Linked DNA regions of Mus musculus: region 2 is linked to region 1. A link is a loop called in an ENCODE intact Hi-C map of the cell type or tissue named here. Cell type or tissue: gastrocnemius. All regions are shown on one strand.

Evidence for each region. Hi-C counts contacts between places; a loop is a spot of excess contacts. Peaks named below come from ENCODE experiments on the same cell type or tissue, not always from the same donor. Only the 100,000 strongest peaks of a DNase experiment are listed, where the experiment ranks them.
Region 2: it touches region 1 in a loop (3-fold over the local background); 3 of 42 quality-filtered maps call a loop at or near these places.

The regions. Positions count from the first base shown.
Region 1 is chr10:4,613,936-4,621,935 of GRCm38, forward strand. It overlaps a transcript of Esr1 not described here. Among named protein-coding and RNA genes, the nearest start is that of Esr1, 92 kb to the right of the region's middle. In gastrocnemius, no CTCF peak of the experiment used is centred here; a DNase peak (open chromatin) is centred at 7,704; H3K4me3 peaks cover 1,443 bases; H3K27ac peaks cover 3,937 bases.
Region 2 is chr10:4,705,314-4,713,313 of GRCm38, forward strand. It overlaps Esr1 (estrogen receptor 1 (alpha)), which reads left to right and starts at 4,845. Exons shown (of 9, transcript NM_001302531.1): 1 at 4,845-4,981; 2 at 7,000-7,534. The coding sequence starts at 7,071. In gastrocnemius, no CTCF peak of the experiment used is centred here; DNase peaks (open chromatin) are centred at 4,768, 7,084 and 7,405; H3K4me3 peaks cover 3,644 bases; H3K27ac peaks cover 3,832 bases.

The DNA.
Region 1 (8,000 bases):
AGAGAGAAGGACCACTGTGCTTCTGCTCTGCTAAAGCACAGAGGAGGCGCGGTCCTGTCCACCCACCTCTGCCTGAGCTGGCTGGCTGTTGTTTGCTGAGAAAGAAATACCACCTATGAACCCCTGCCAAGGGCCTAACAAAGTGTTAATTTGTTTGTGTGTGTGTGTGTGTTGTGTGTATGTACACACACATGATGTATGTGTGTAGCGGCATTGTGTGTTCCACAGTGAATATGTGGAGTTCAGAGGACATTTTGTGGGATCACTTCTCTCCTATCTTCTCACGGACTCTGGGAATTAAGTTAGGTGACCAGGCTTGCCCAGCGAGTGCTTTACCACTAAGCCGTCTCGCTGGATACCCAGATGCTCTTTTTAAAGGTTAGCACTTTACAGGTAGCTTTTGCTAAGGATGGTTATGATAACGGTGATTTTGTCTCTATAGCAATGTTCCAGTAGTCCTTTTTCTAGATCAGCCTGGGTTAGGGTTAGGGTTAGGGTTAGGGTTAGGGTTAGGGTTAGGGTTAGGGTTTGGGTTAGCAAAACTGTATGCATCAACAGATTCTATGACTCCTTCTAAGGTGTGTGTGCGTGTGTGTGTTTGTGTAGATGGAAGTGTGTGCATAGAGACAGCCTCCAGGCATGTGATAAAGCTTTCAGGTGAGATGGGGGTAATGATGAGATATTGGAAGTAGTCTATAATCTCTTCCTTGGAGTATCAATGTGACTTGGGGGATGTCCTCTGGTGTGAGATGTGATGTAGGCGAAGCCCTATCTTTTCCAGTGCAAAAAATATCAAGAGTCTTGTTGGTGACACAGCTGTCACTTCATTGTCTCGACTGCAGGAGTAGTCTTCAGGAGTGAAATCTGCCTTTAGCCTCTTACTTAAACTCAATAATTCTCAATTCTTTGGGGGGTTGTGTCTCCCTGCTGAGAGCGGACTAGAATGGGGGCACAGTCATCACGAAAATCATAGGACCTTTTTGTTGCTGCTCATCACAAGGAGATGAGGTGGGTGGAAAGGAGATGACAAGCCTTGGGGGAACCTCAAGTTGTGCAAGGTCAGTCAATTTGCTAAGTGGTTGGTAGCCCTGGTAACTGTCCTTCTCTGGAGTGGTGGCATTCCAGGTTCTTTTTTCTGTCTTTTGATTTCTTATTCCTCGGTACTTATTGAAGCATTTGCTTGTCAGGTGGCTATCAGCTGAACTCTCTAAAGGGATCTCCTCCTCACTCTCTTCAGAAGAGCCTCCCTAGTCCTTTTGCAGTGGGGGCCACATGCCTGAGCCCCTTCCTACCTCTGCGGTTCACTTAAGTAGTCTCATTGGAAAATTTTCTTTGATAATTGTGATAAAGAAATCCACAAGGAATTTTAAATCCCTCTGTAAGATGGCATCTGTCCTTTGAATTCTAATTTTTTATTTGCTATAACCAGTCATTCATTAGGTTTTGCTTTATTATAAAACCTTACAAAGAAAGGGAACTTAGTAAAGCTGGTCACATTGGGTAGTCAACAATCCATCTCTGCATCTGGGTAAAGCAACGGAACACCCGTACATTCCTGTCCATTAAGAGATGTTGGGAATCCCATTTACATGAAATCTTGCTACTGTATATTTTGGCATCAAGTTTATTCAGAAAAAGGGTACTTCTGTTTGACTTCCTTATTAAATTCTTAATTTTGTCCAAGAATGAGCACATTGCAAAGTTCTACTGTGGCTCATGAAGCTCTGTTCTAAAGGGTCTGCTGCGGACCCTATTGGAAGAGCCCTTGGTGCCAACAGGGGGCTTTTGCTCAGGGTTGCATTGTGGTATTCTGGGAAAAGCCTGGTACCCAACCATGTTAGATATGCAATGGATGTGTTTGATTGAACATGATGCATTCTTTGTGTTCTAGATGATTTTTTTTTTAATTGTCAAAAGTGGAGAGTTGGGCACATAGTATGATGTATCATTGCTGCAGAATAGCTATGACATACACTAATTGAGTAGAAAGTGATGGCTGCTTTCATAGAGATGAGCACCATGGTATGGAAGCACACAGAGAAGCTACTGCTGATTGGCACTCGGAGTTTGGGACAGGAAGTGACAGTTAGCCTTGACCCGGAAGGATGGGTATGTTGCCCTGGGAAGATGTTGGGGGTAGAAGACGCTAATCCAAGGAAAGAGACAATCACCTTGGGGGATCAGGAGTTGGTCTGACAGGAAGATAAGTCAGAAGTATGCAGGAACATGTTAGCAGAGAATTAGGACTGTGAAGCTAAATGTCATTTTAAGGTGTGAGGTTGCAGTGAAATGAGGCCTTCTCTTTGGAAATACTGTGTAGATTGAGGTTTTTAGTTGAAGAGTGAGCATGCCAATTTGGAGATGATTGGACTAGCTGAGGAGAGGTGAATTGCTAATTTAGAGTGAACAACTTAAATTGAGCAATTTAGCAAATCTTTTAAGGACCCACTTTTTGAATTATGATTATTTATGGGCGAGAAAAGACTTTGTCTCAAAAAATGGCTGGTAGAGAGAGGAGTTGGAGGGGAGTCAAAAGATATTACTGTAAAGTGAGCCTGGTGGTGCAAGCCTTCAACCCCAGCTACTTAGGAGGCTGAGGCAGGAGAATCACTAGTGGAAGGTCTACAGGGGTCATCTGATGAGTTCAACACCAGCTTTGAAATTTGGCAATCCCCTTCTCAAAAGAATCAGTTAGGAAAGGGTGAAAGATGTGGCTCAGCAGTAGAGAGCTTGCTTGGAATATGCAAGGTCCTATGATTAGTTTCTAGGAGTGAACATACATACAGACAGACACACCTATGCTGGGTATTTTGCTATCTTTATAATTGAAAGATGGATCTAGCAACTAACTGCCAAACAGATCCCAGAAGGTTTTTCATTCAGGGACCACTAGGGACTAAGCAGCACACTTTATATGTGCAAAATGCTTTTTCCCTGGGATATTTTTATGGCAAAAACAATCTTATTTGGATAGAATATAGATTCATAAGAAAATGCTTCTATTTGTATGACATGGAGACTGGTGCAATTATTTGCAATTTATACACACTTGTCAAATATGTACTCAAGTTCGTACTTTACATTTCGTACTTGAGCAGTCCTTTGACTTTGGAGGCCTAATTCCCTAGCAAGTGAATGAAGGCCTGGCATACTGGGTATGACCTCAGTGCTGGTACTGAGTCACGCTTCTGCGCCTCCTGTCTTCAGCCACCTCCATTTGGAATAGTGAGCCAGGACATTAACATATGTACTATTAGAGCCGTAGGTGCCTGTCTGGGAGTACAAGATAGCTGATGCCATTGAAGGCTTGCCTAGGGAAGGGAGCCTGTGACACCTCTCGCCACCACTGAAATGCTTCAGATGATTTGGAGCTGAACCCAGTGATTGGGGAGCTAAAGAGGAGGGGTGTAAGGAGATTGTTTTTCCCCTTTCTCTCTGTCTCTGTCTCTCTGTCTGTCTCTCTGTCTGTCTCTCTGTCTCTGTCTCTGTCTCTCTGTCTCTGTCTCTCTGTCTGTCTGTCTGTCTCTCTGTCTGTCTCTCTGTCTCTCTGTCTGTCTCTCTGTCTGTCTCTCTGTCTGTCTCTCTCTGTCTCTCTCTGTCTCTGTCTCTCTCTGTCTCTCTCTCTCTCTCCCTCTCTCTCTCTCTCTCTCTCTCTCTCTCTCTCTCTCCCCCTCTCTCTCTTTCTCATCCTTTAAAGGAGTATGGTACGGTAAAAGGTTAGGGTGACAGCTATGTAAGAAAACAAGGCAGGTGTCTGTTGGGGACAAAGGTTGGGAGAAAATGCTAAGCACATTCAGTAATCTAATTTAGGTTACAACGAATCTCAAAGGCTGCTGAGAGTGTCCCTTGGCAGCTGATGCCTGGCTTTCCTGTTTTGAGCAGAGAGGGGCAGGGAGAGGGTAACAGGGTATCACTCTGTTGGAGGGACATTGCTCATGTTGCTTTGGTGTCCTTCCCTCTAGTCCATTTTCAGACTTCACCAATCAAGCAAAGGGCTGCTTCAAATCTAGTGTGCAACCAAACCAAACCAAACCAAACCAAACCAAACCAAACCAAATCAAAACAAAACAAAAAAAGATTCATAGAAAAATGTTTTCTAGGAAAGGCAAAACCCAGAAACCAAGAGTCAGCTCACTGTAGCACTTCTGTTGCATAAGCAGGGTTCAAGTGCAGAGTATTAATCACTGAGAACAGTTCACAAATTATTTGTGTTCCGATGAGACAGGCCCTCAGTCTCCTTCCTTCTCACTGTTTGGACTTGGTCCATCTCACTCCTTCTTCAGCATTGAGAGTAGAAAGGACATTTAAATGTGCCAATTTTCTCCTTGTGGGAAGCCTCACTCATGTGTTGAGCAAGGAGAGAGATTTATATTGTTACAGAGAAGAAGGCTTGGGGGAAGGTTCAAGGCCTTAATTTGTTCATAGGGAATGCTATCATCTACCACCGTTTATATTTGAGACTTGAACACACCAGGCAGGTTGTAGAAGTAAAAAAGTGTGGCTAAAAGCCTGCACTTGACTTCTTCATCTAGTTCAGTTCAATTTATTGCCCCCCCCCCCAAAATTATCAAACCTATTCTCAGAGGAGAAGTATTTTCTGTGACCACAAGGAAACATCTGTGAGGTCAAACCTGAGCCAGTCAGAACATTTAGCATGTGAGGTTTAGATTTCAGGAGAAGAAAATTAATCAAGGAAACCCTTAAAGCTATGAAGAAGGCAAATCAGAAAAGTCTCTTATCGCTGGCAAGCTGAGGCTCTGAGTTCATATTAATTAAGACATGTCAGACTCCACAATGAATCAAGTAGGGAGTGTCATATTCTGGTAACTTTGGAAGCCAGTGTCAGTCCTGACCGCCAGGATTTATGGTAGATTATATAATGGAATCTTGAGTTCTGAGACATCAAAGGAAAGTTCTGGCTCTTTCCTCATGCACTCTCTTAGGTCAAGCCTACCCAGCAACAAGCCAAGCGGAGGGCTGAGCTCGTAGAGACTGCCAAACCTGATAATGCATAACTAGAGAGTAGCTATGGAGGGGAAAAATGTGGACTGAAGTCAGGTAAAGACTGCCAGGCAACTTGGTTAACGTCCACAGTCCAGTTCTGCTCAACAGCAGCCAATCGCTGGCTTTGTGTAGTGATTTAGAACCAGTCTAAAACACTAGGGCAGAAGAAGTAAACTTTATTACCAAGGTGGTTGCATGCTCGTGCAAACGTTCTCCACATCAGTATCATCTGTGATTGTGTCTAATTCTGAGTATCTACAGGGAGCGGATTTTACTCTCTTTCTTACAGGCGTGGGCAGAAGTGCTGGAGGAAGCCTGTACCATCTGAGGGAACACCTGGGAAAGGTTTCTTTCATTTTTCTCCCCTCCAGCGTACACACGCTCCCCACTGAAAGGCCAATGCTTTCTATCACTTGGGATTCATCAAGTTTATATGTTTGTATCATCTTAATTTTAGCAGGACACAGGAACGAAGTATATCAGCCTACAGGATGAGGTTTGAATTACTTTAGTTAACACACACACACACACACACACACACACACACACACACACACACACAAACACACACACACACACACACACATACACACATACACAAACAGTGGCAGAATCAATGTGGTGTTTTTCTCTTCTGTTGGATACGGAAACCACAAACTACTTAATTTGAGCAGGTGTTTCCCAACTCAAAATTACAGCCATCAACCCCTTGTTCACTGTAAACCTGTCAGGGTGAATTCATTTTCTAGTAGACTTCTCTCCCTCTCCCTCCCTCCCTCCCTCCCTCCCTCCCTCCCTCCCTCCCTCCCTCCCTCCCTCCCTCCCTCCCTCCCCACTCCTATTCTCTCTCTCTGGTTTTCCAAGACAGGGTTTCTCTGTGTAGCCCAAGCTCTCTTGGAACTCACTCTGTAGACCAGACTGGCCTCGAACTCACAGAGATCTGACTGTCTTAGACTCCTGAGCACTTTGATTAAAGTCGTGCACCACCACTACCACCCATCTCATGTGTTCTCCTTTCTTTTGAGAAAAAAAGTTTGTAAAAAAGACCCACTGTTTCTTGTAATTAAAAAAAAAAAGATATCTTAACATTTGAGACAGATGGATATAACCTGTACATTTTCACCTTGACATAACACTTAAAAAACAAAAACAAAAACCTAGGGCCGTTCCCCTCCCCCTTCCCCTTCTCCTCCCCCTCCCCTCTTCTCCTTTTTACTCTCTTCCCCTTCCTTCTTCTTCCCCTCACTCCCCTTCCTCCTTCTGTTCTCTCCCTTCTTCCCACCCCTTCCCCTACAATTTTCCTTCCCAGATATATATCGAATCCAGGGTCTGGCATCCTGATGGAGGTTGCTCTACCACAGAGCCACGCCCCCTTCAGGCTTGGCTGAAGCATCTTTACCTGCTATCAGGGAGACTCACCGCCTTGCTTACAATACAGACTGCCTGCCCTAAATAGAGATCCCTACCCTCAGTGTTTTTTTTTTTTTAAAGCTTTTAAATTGTATTTTTCTCTCTCACAGCTTTGCAATAGCTGTTAGTAAGCAAAAAAAACATTCCCTTCTTCGACGTTATGACCCTTTTCTTCTACTGCTAATTGAATGGCGTTGATAAGGAGCAACATGTGAATTCATGTTTAACCCTAAAATGGGGAGCAGACGTATGTATTTCCAGTTGCTACTTAATAATGGCCTTTCAGTAATTAAGAGCCTTCTCCTCTGAACGTAATTATTCAAAGGGACAGTGGAAGCTTTGTAAAAGAATGTATGCCCATGTAAGCAGGCGAAAAGTCATTTCACATGTATTGTGGACACCAGTCGTAACATGTTTTACTTAAAAGTTAGAACTGAAAAGGTCTTACTGACTTCCAAATCCATTTCTCACTTCCTCCATTGAGCATTTTGAACCAGCTCACAGCCCTTTTGGAAAGCCAGGTCTCTGTTACTACAAATGTCCACATTGTCTGCCCTGCCAGCTGCGTTCGTTAGCAGTTTTCTCCAGTAGCAGGCCATGTGATATAAAATATCGAACGTCCTCTGGCTTGTAAATATCATGTTAACCTTCAAAGCGTTCGAAAGCGCAGGAAATCTGAGTCAACAGAATAGTATGTAAGTTTATTTTTATAGAACCTGCCTGAACTGCAAGGGAGGGGCGGGGCGTGGACCCAGGCCTGCCTGCCAATCTGCGCTGCCAGTGAACTAAGCCTGATCCCACTGAGAGCCAGGCCAGCGGGCTTCGGTCAACTTGCTGACTTCCTACTTGCAGAACTGGGCAGTTCCGGGGAAGCACTTTCAGGAAATCTTCCGTTGACACCGTGTCTGTCCAACTGTGTAGGAAATGAAGGGTTCTAGCAAAGTTTTTACTCAGTGACTAATCAAAATATTAGATAATTTTGCTAAGCTGGAGCTTAGTCACTATCCTCAGAAGTGCTGTGGGACTTGTCCGGCAAGTCTTCAGGTCTATCTGATCAACCGTCCTCAGGCACAAGGGACCTTCTTAGCCCCTGCCTGGAAGGACGTGGCCGACCCCGGGCTGTTTAGGAGCACATACCCACTCCCCCACACCCCCAGCTCCTCTGGCTTATTAGTTTAGACAGTTAGGGTTCTAATCCCACTATGAGGAGTCTGAGCAGTGGTGAATCTGCCCTCCCGAAACCTCTGTGGCCTTGTGGGGATGGCTGCCGGTTGGCGTTTCCAGGAAGACAGCGCCTGCAGCTATTTGCCAACTCCATGTTGGCAGCTGGTTTGATTCCTCTTTTGGATAGCAAGAACAGCATGATGAAGAAAAGGCAAAGGGGAGGGCTTGGCAAACAACGTGTCCTTCATCTTGATGGGGATTGCAATGTGCAAAGTAGGTTGCCAGCCATACTGTTTCCAGTACAGTTTCCTTCCCCCCCTCTCCTCCCCATGTCCCTCCCCCTTTCTCTCTCTCTCCCTTTTCCTCTCTTCTTCTCCCCTCTTTCTCATCTCTGTCCCTCTCCCCCTCCCTCTCCTCTCTTC
Region 2 (8,000 bases), 91 kb after region 1:
GTACAAAAAGTTTGCAAGGTATTTGAAAAAAAATTTCCAAGAAAAGATAAGATGAAAGTGGCTAAATTCCATTAAACTGAGCATTAACTCTGAATTACTCATTGATCTGTAATAAAAAGTAGCCGTTATGCCTGGCAACCGAAAATTGAAATTATCTTCAAGTCATCATCAGGGAGACAGAGAGTAGATCTGAGGTCACAAGGTTGGTAAAGGGACTTTGGGTGAGTTATTGGTTTACAAATATTCTTTCCTTGTATTGGCAATGGGGTGAAGTATAAGGCTTCCCCCTGGCTTCTGGTTACTGTGTATCCCTGTGGTCTCCCAGCTCCAATTGGCTGTCGGTTACTATGTATGGTTACTATGTATCCTTGCCGTCTTCCAAGCTTAACATTTCAACATGTTAAGCTTGTATTGATTATTAGATTTTGATTAGTATATTTACTAATATTGACTGCTATATCTACTAAGAGCAACTCTGAAGGGTCAGGTACTGTTTTAGTCAACTCAGGTTGCCATCACCAAATTAAAGTGAAAAATCAACTGTTCTGAAAAGGTCTACAAATGAAAGAATGTTAGTAAAACTGAGGGGACTTCCAGGGCTCCCCCTTCCCAGGCAGTAGGCTCTGAATAAGGCAATTACAACTCTGTACCCTGATGCCAAGGGAAGCGGATGCTGGAAGCCTAGTGCCTGGATGGGCTTTCTAATGGGTTGTATGTGCTCCAACGTTTAAGTGAGCACCTGGGTCAGGCAGAAAAAGCTTTAAGGTAAAACATCAGCCTGTAAAGGTGGGGGACTGATTAGAAAGGGTATAGGGGACTTTCTGGGTTGATTGAAATAGTCAAATGCTTTATACTTTGTTTGACATGGTTGTTAAGAGTGAAATCGATCCATGTTTTTCAGGTTGTATACTTAATATATGCACATAACATTGAACATTAATTTTGCTTCGAAAAGCAATATTCTAAGGCCAAAGTCTAGGAGACAAGTAAAGAAAAAAAATCAGTGCTCAAACTATCTTTAAAATGAAGAACCCTTTAGAGGGAAACGCAACATGCTTCTGCTGTAGAGGAGAATAGCATTGCATCAGGACTCAGCACGGGGTCTTAGCAGACCTAGTCACTGATTCTTGAGATGTCGGCACTCTAGCAGCTTGTCCCGAGTTTCGAGCCATCCTGGGCTACACAGTGAGTTCCAGCACAGCTTGGTCTTCAGGTTGATACTTTCTTAAAAAGGAAGAAGAAAAGAAAGAACAAAATGGAAAGAGAGAACACACACACACACACACACACATGCACACACACATACATGCACATATACATTCACACACATATACACATACACACATATATGAACACATACATACACATGCACACACATACATATATACACTCACATATATACATATACAAACATACACACATGAATACACACACACATACACACATGAACACACATACACACCATTGATAATCATGGTAATGTTCAAACTGCACAGAGCTAAACTTTTCTCATCTCAGCGCAGGGAACATGTTAGTAGCATAAGTTATCATACACCGACATCCCCATTTCCTCTTTCATGGTTTTGTAGAGAGATAATGTTTTTGTAAATGTAAAAAGCCTTCAATGGAGCTGGAGAGGAAGCTCTGCCTGGTCCTAGTCCACATGGTAGCTCACAACCATCCATAATGAGATCTGATGCCCTTTTCTGATGTGCCCGAGGACAGCTACAGTGTACTCACATGCATAAAATAAATAAACAATCCTTTAAAAAAAAAGAACTAAGATGAAAAGCTTTCTGGTGAACACGCTGCTAAGCACTGGTGGCTTCTGCCTCGATATTAGATGGACTTGAAGTTTGATTTTATAGCTTCTGTTGCTGTAAAGATAGGAAGATACCATCCTAGAGGGAACACAGGGCTCCCAGTGGAGGAGCTAGAGAAAGTACCCAAGGAGCTGAAGGCGTCTGTAACCCTATAGGAGGAACAACAATATGAACTAACCAGTACCCCCGGAGCTCTTGTCTCTAGCTGCATATGTAGCAGAAGATGGCCTAGTCGGCCATCATTAGGAAGAGAGGCCCCTGGGTCTTGCAAACTTTATATGCCCCAGTACAGGGGAACGCCAGGGCTAAGAAGTTGGAGTGGGTGGGTAGGGGAGCAGGGCAGGGGGAGGATATAGGGAACTTTCAGGATAGCATTTGATATGTAAATAAAGAAAATATCTAATAAAAAAAAAAAAAGAAAAAAAAACAGTCTGGAAAGTTCCGGATGGTCATGGTCATGTGAAAAGTTAGTTTTCAGAAAGAGTCGTTCAGACAGGTTGGGGTGTTGTTTTGTCCTTTGAAGTATCTAGAGAGGAAATTAATCCATATTTGGTGACCTAAGGATGAGCAGACAAGATGCTACGTATTGAGATTCTCAGGGCCAGGCCTTTGAGTTGCTCCTCGGTGGGATGAGGCAACAAAAACCAGGTGAGTTCAGGGAGGAAGAGGATAAGTGGTTGAGAACTACAACTGGGACTCAGAAGAGGGAGGCGCTGGAGGATGACCACGAGTGGAGGATGACCATGAGGATAAGCTGGTGCTTGATCCGAACCTCAAGACAGCAGATGCTTTCTGCCAAGCTAGAAAAGTGAATATTCTAAGCAGAAAAAAAAAAAAAAATTAAGAGAAGAAAAGCTTTGGGGCCTTTGGAACAACAAATTTTTATTCATCAGGCTGAGGCATAGGCTACGTGTTGGGGGTGACAGACTAGCAAAGACAGGTCCAGGAGAGAGGAAGGGACTCTACTCTTAGAGAAGCTGGGATTTGGGGTAATGATGAAGGGGAGCCTGCACTTAGACAAGTGAGGTAAGAGGCCGCTGAAAAGGGATGGGCAATGCATGGGAAGGGAGCGTGCAAACTATGGGTTTGGGAGTTGTTTCTTGGATAACTATAGAAGGCATACGAGTGTCAGACAGAGACAGCGATGCTGTGTCCTGTGTCCGGAGTGAAGTGTTGGGTCGGGAGGAGAATGATGTTGGGTGTTTGGTCCAGAGTCTGCACTGGGCAGGAAAACAAGGCAGCCCATGTTCTCCCCTACACCTGGGCAAGCAGTACAGTGTGCTCAGCCTAGGACTCAGAGAGAAGAGGAGAGGGATGAGACTCCAAGAGAAAACAGGTGGCCAGAGTAGCGGTGCCGGGTGGTGAGTGGGGGAACCAAGATGGCGGCCATGCTTTCCGCCACAACCCCTGTCCCTGGGAGACAGAGTTTACTAAGAGGAGTCTGAAAGCTATTCCTGGAAATGCCTATCTTGAGATAGCTCAGGCTAACTGGAATTGTAAACTTCTCCACGGCCAAAGTCCCCTGAGATGATACCTGCCTTCTCATACCCTTCCTATGCAGATCTCCAGATGTCCAGATCTCTCTCTCTCTCTCTCTCACACACATATACACACACACCAACTTTCCTTGACTCATTTTCTTTCTTTTCTACCATCTCTCCTTCTTTTGTTACACAGTTTAGTTGGACTGGCTTGATGAGTGTGACATCATTGTTGACCTACAGGAGGGGCCCCTGTCATCAGGAGTCAACACTATTACCAACAAAGGGTTAGCAATCTTTTTTCCCCCAATATTTATTTATTTGTTTGTTCATCTATACAGTGCTAGATCTCAAACCCATGACTCCCCATATGCTAGGCAAATGCTTCATTACTCACACCGCAACTTCTCGATACTTATTTATATATTAGATATTTATGGTCATTGCTGATTGTTGAGGGAACTTGTCTAAGTCCCGATATAATGACCTTGAGTCTTTCCAAGCACAAAAACGTATAGTTGCAGCATGATATCATTAGTATTTTCTTTCTATTTCTTTCTTTGTACTGGCCCAAGTGCCACTCATATATCTCTTGGTAACTGCCTAGGGTCCTAGGGCTGGAGACCGGCCACTCCTGGCGTTGTGATTAGAGTCACTTAATACCTAAAGTAGTTACTAAACAACAAAGGCTCCTTTAGGCCTCCTGTGTCCTGGGACCCAGGGTGAGGACACAGTCAGAGTACCTTGTTAATCTGTGTTGTACTGTGGTGGAGAGAAGCACTGAGAACCAGGTGTATCCATGGGACAGCACTGGAGGTACAAGATCTCTGTCTGCAACCAATGCTGGTAACTACAGCTGTGAACGTGTAATCGCTTTAACGCAAAGCTATTTTATGGTTCCAACTTTACGATTAAAATAATGCCTCTTCTGGGATGTGTTTACAGACAGTAGTCAGTAGGCTATTGGTAGAGAGGCTGGTAGGTTTGACTAATGAAGTGAGGGAGTCTTGCATTTCAGTTGGAAACATATCCCTGGAATGCCAAAAATATTTATTGCGAAGTCTGACTTTTGTATGTTATTGGTAGCATTGTCACTGAGCATCTTATTCAGGGGAACAGTAGGGCTAGAGGGCTTGACTCATATGTATCCCAGAAGGCTTTTCTTGTTAAATGACATCGTTTAGGAAGAAGATATCCTGGCATAGTTTATAAACTTGATCTCTGCACACTTTGACTGGCATTCTAGTTTATCTGTGAGCCTGTGGTTCACAGCCATCTCAGTTTCCCTCTCCATAGAAAGCACCGGGACATTTCTGGCTCTACAGGTAGGGAGCAAAGGGGGCTGGAGTTTCTTCTAGGAATGCTGATTCTAGCGGGGCTACTGCTGTCCCTCAGCAGACAGCAAGGCTCCCGGACTCCCGCTGCCATTCATCCAGCTCGTGCAGGAGCCCAGCTGCCTTGTCTGCCGGGAGGGGCTGCCAAGTGCCCTGCCTACTGGCTGCTTCCCGAGAGTCCCTGCCACTCCACATACAAACACATCCACACACGCTCTGCCTTGATCACACACCGCGCCACTCGATCATTCGAGCACATTCCTTCCTTCCGTCTTACTGTCTCAGCCCTTGACTTCTACAAACCCATGGAACATTTCTGGAAAGACGCTCTTGAACCAGCAGGGTAGGATCGGCTTTTGATTTCTCTCTCTCTTTCTCTCTCTGTAGCTTGAGCGATTTGAGAAAGCAACTTACCTTTCTGCTTAGTGTCTGTCTCCTAGCTGGAGAAGGAAGCTGTGCTGTTTTTCTATGGGGGGAAATCTGTGCGGCTTTTTTTTTTTTTTTTCCCGCTTTCCGGACTTGTAGGATTCTCTGTGCCATTTATATATAATTTGGCAGGCTCAGATTTTTAAAGAGTCTCATCTGAAGTGCTTGCTTTTGCATGTGTTTTTTAAAAGGCATTTGAAAATTGAAAGTGTGATTTATGGGAACTAAATCATCTACGAAAAAATTGCTCTAGAAAGTCATGGTTGCTGGCCATAAAGAGAAATATCTGCGATTCACCTAATGTATTTTTAACCCTTCCTTTGCTGTCAATGATACTTATGGGTGCTAAAACTCATCTTTGTCTTTAGATTTAAGCCAGCTTAGCTGTGGTTTATCCAAAATTATCTGTTTTTCTAAGAATTAGATAAATAGTGTGCTTAGTAGAAAATATTTTTAAAGTGTTACTATTAGTAACAGCAACCTTGACATTTGCATGTGTCAGGTACTTCTCCTGGGTATATGGGCTAGCAATTCAAGTCATATGCTAATGGTTATTTTAGGGGATATTAGGTTGGGGCATATGCAGTTTATTAAGAAAGTACAAACTATCCAAGCTGCAATTTTTTTCTAAATTTGCAATAACAGGTGTGTGTGAGCTCAATCAGAATTTAATTCAATACTGAATAAAAAACTTATTTTAACTTCTCTGTCATTCGAGTATTAGATTCCTGTGTACCCTATGCCAAGGGAACCCAGAAGGTCCATTTGTAGAATTCAAGAGCTGAAAGGTAGGAGAGCCTTTCAAAAGTTTCTGGTTAGACAGACAAGGTTACCGGATCGCCAGAGCTTTAGTCAAGGACCTCAGGTGATATTTTATGGGAAAATGTCTTAGTCCTTGCATGGTTTTCCCAATTTTTGGTTGCATAACCTGTGGAAGGTAGGGACACCCAAGTGTGCCTAACCGAAGGTTTTTCTGAATCATATCCACATGAGAATTTCTAAAGGAAGCAAATTTGGCACCGGGGTCCAACAAAAACAGAAAAGCTAGGCTGGGCAAAATTGCCATGGCTGTGCTTTCTTGGGGAGCGTTTTAAAAAAATTATTATTTTTATTTTTTTGTCAGAAGAGGAAGCTGAAGGCTGGCAGTTTTCTCTTGACTCCAAGTGCAGCTCTTCCTATACATAGTCCATCTCCACTCGTCTGGCCCTAGATGCCTCCTATCTGTGTCCACTGGTGCTAAATATAGCTGTCGGTGGCTGGCTGCATATGCAATCACACACCCCATCCTATTTGCCATATCTCAGTTACAGATACAGTTACCGTCCCTCCAGGGTCATTCTATGCATACACTGCGTACTTCCAGCCAACAAGAAGACTGAATCAAATAGAAAGGAAGACAAAACAGAGACAGATTGGAGCTTGGCAGAGGCACACAGGCAACACATCAGGAAAAGAAAGAAAGAAAGAAAAAAAGAAAAGAAGAAAGAAAGAAAGAAAATGGCCTGTGGCTTAGTCTGCATTTGTTGCAAACCTAGTCTTCCTTGGGATGGGGGGAGTGGTAGGGGCGCGGCTCCTGGAGGTCCCTTTGCTGCTTTCACCCCCTGCAGCGAAATCCAGCAGCGAAGACCTGGAAAGTTAAGTTCAAGGAAGCTAGCGGTTCCTTGGGTGCACGCACAGTGTGATGTTCCCAGTAGTGCCTGGAAGCTGCAGCCCCTGGCCAGTGGCTTCCAGCAGGTTTGTCTAAGAGCAGAGGAGAGGAGTATGTAAAGTTGGAGAACCCGGGAGCGTCTGGGTGCGCTCCTTGGAGTTGGGTCACCTGTGTTCTGCAGGATAGCTCTGCCCCGCAGGGGCAGAGGCAGGGCCAGGGCCAGTACTCGTGCCAAGGGGGACTTGCGCTGCGCCTTCTCTAATCGCAGGCTCTACTCTTTTTTCCAGGTGGCCCACGCGCTGCTGAGCCCTCTGCGTGCGCGGGGAGCCAGTCTGTAACTCGCCGGCTGCCACTTACCATGACCATGACCCTTCACACCAAAGCCTCGGGAATGGCCTTGCTGCACCAGATCCAAGGGAACGAGCTGGAGCCCCTCAACCGCCCGCAGCTCAAGATGCCCATGGAGAGGGCCCTGGGCGAGGTATACGTGGACAACAGCAAGCCCACTGTGTTCAACTACCCCGAGGGCGCCGCCTACGAGTTCAACGCCGCCGCCGCCGCCGCCGCCGCCGCCTCGGCGCCGGTCTACGGCCAGTCGGGCATCGCCTACGGCCCCGGGTCGGAGGCGGCCGCCTTCAGTGCCAACAGCCTGGGGGCTTTCCCCCAGCTCAACAGCGTGTCGCCTAGCCCGCTGATGCTGCTGCACCCGCCGCCGCAGCTGTCTCCTTTCCTGCACCCGCACGGCCAGCAGGTGCCCTACTACCTGGAGAACGAGCCCAGCGCCTACGCCGTGCGCGACACCGGCCCTCCCGCCTTCTACAGGTACCCGCGCCACATCGGGGTGGCCGCTGTGTAAGGCCTGGCCGGGGGAGGGAGCGCACGAGGGGGGTCACCGCGGGCTGCAGGTCTCCCCATCCCAGCCCTCGGGGAAGTCAGAAAGGATTCTTTGGCAGCTTTAAAACAACAGTAACAACACAAACAACAACAACAACAACAACAACAGCAACAACAACAACAACAACAACAACATTCTCTGCCTGTAGCTGTCTTGTGGGAGAGACAGATCCAAACGGCCCTGTCCCCTAATTACACAAGAATTGGAAACTAGTCCAAAGAAGTTATTTATGGGGCAAGTAACCTAAAGGTCCAGGTGGCCTGTGCTAGCAAGGAACCCCTTTATTATTTAAAGCTGCAGGTGTTTGAGGCCAGTGGAGCCCAGGGGAGATTTATTAGTCTTTTTTGTTTGTTTGTTTTAAAATTGTTTCATTGTGTCGGGTTCAATGTTCTT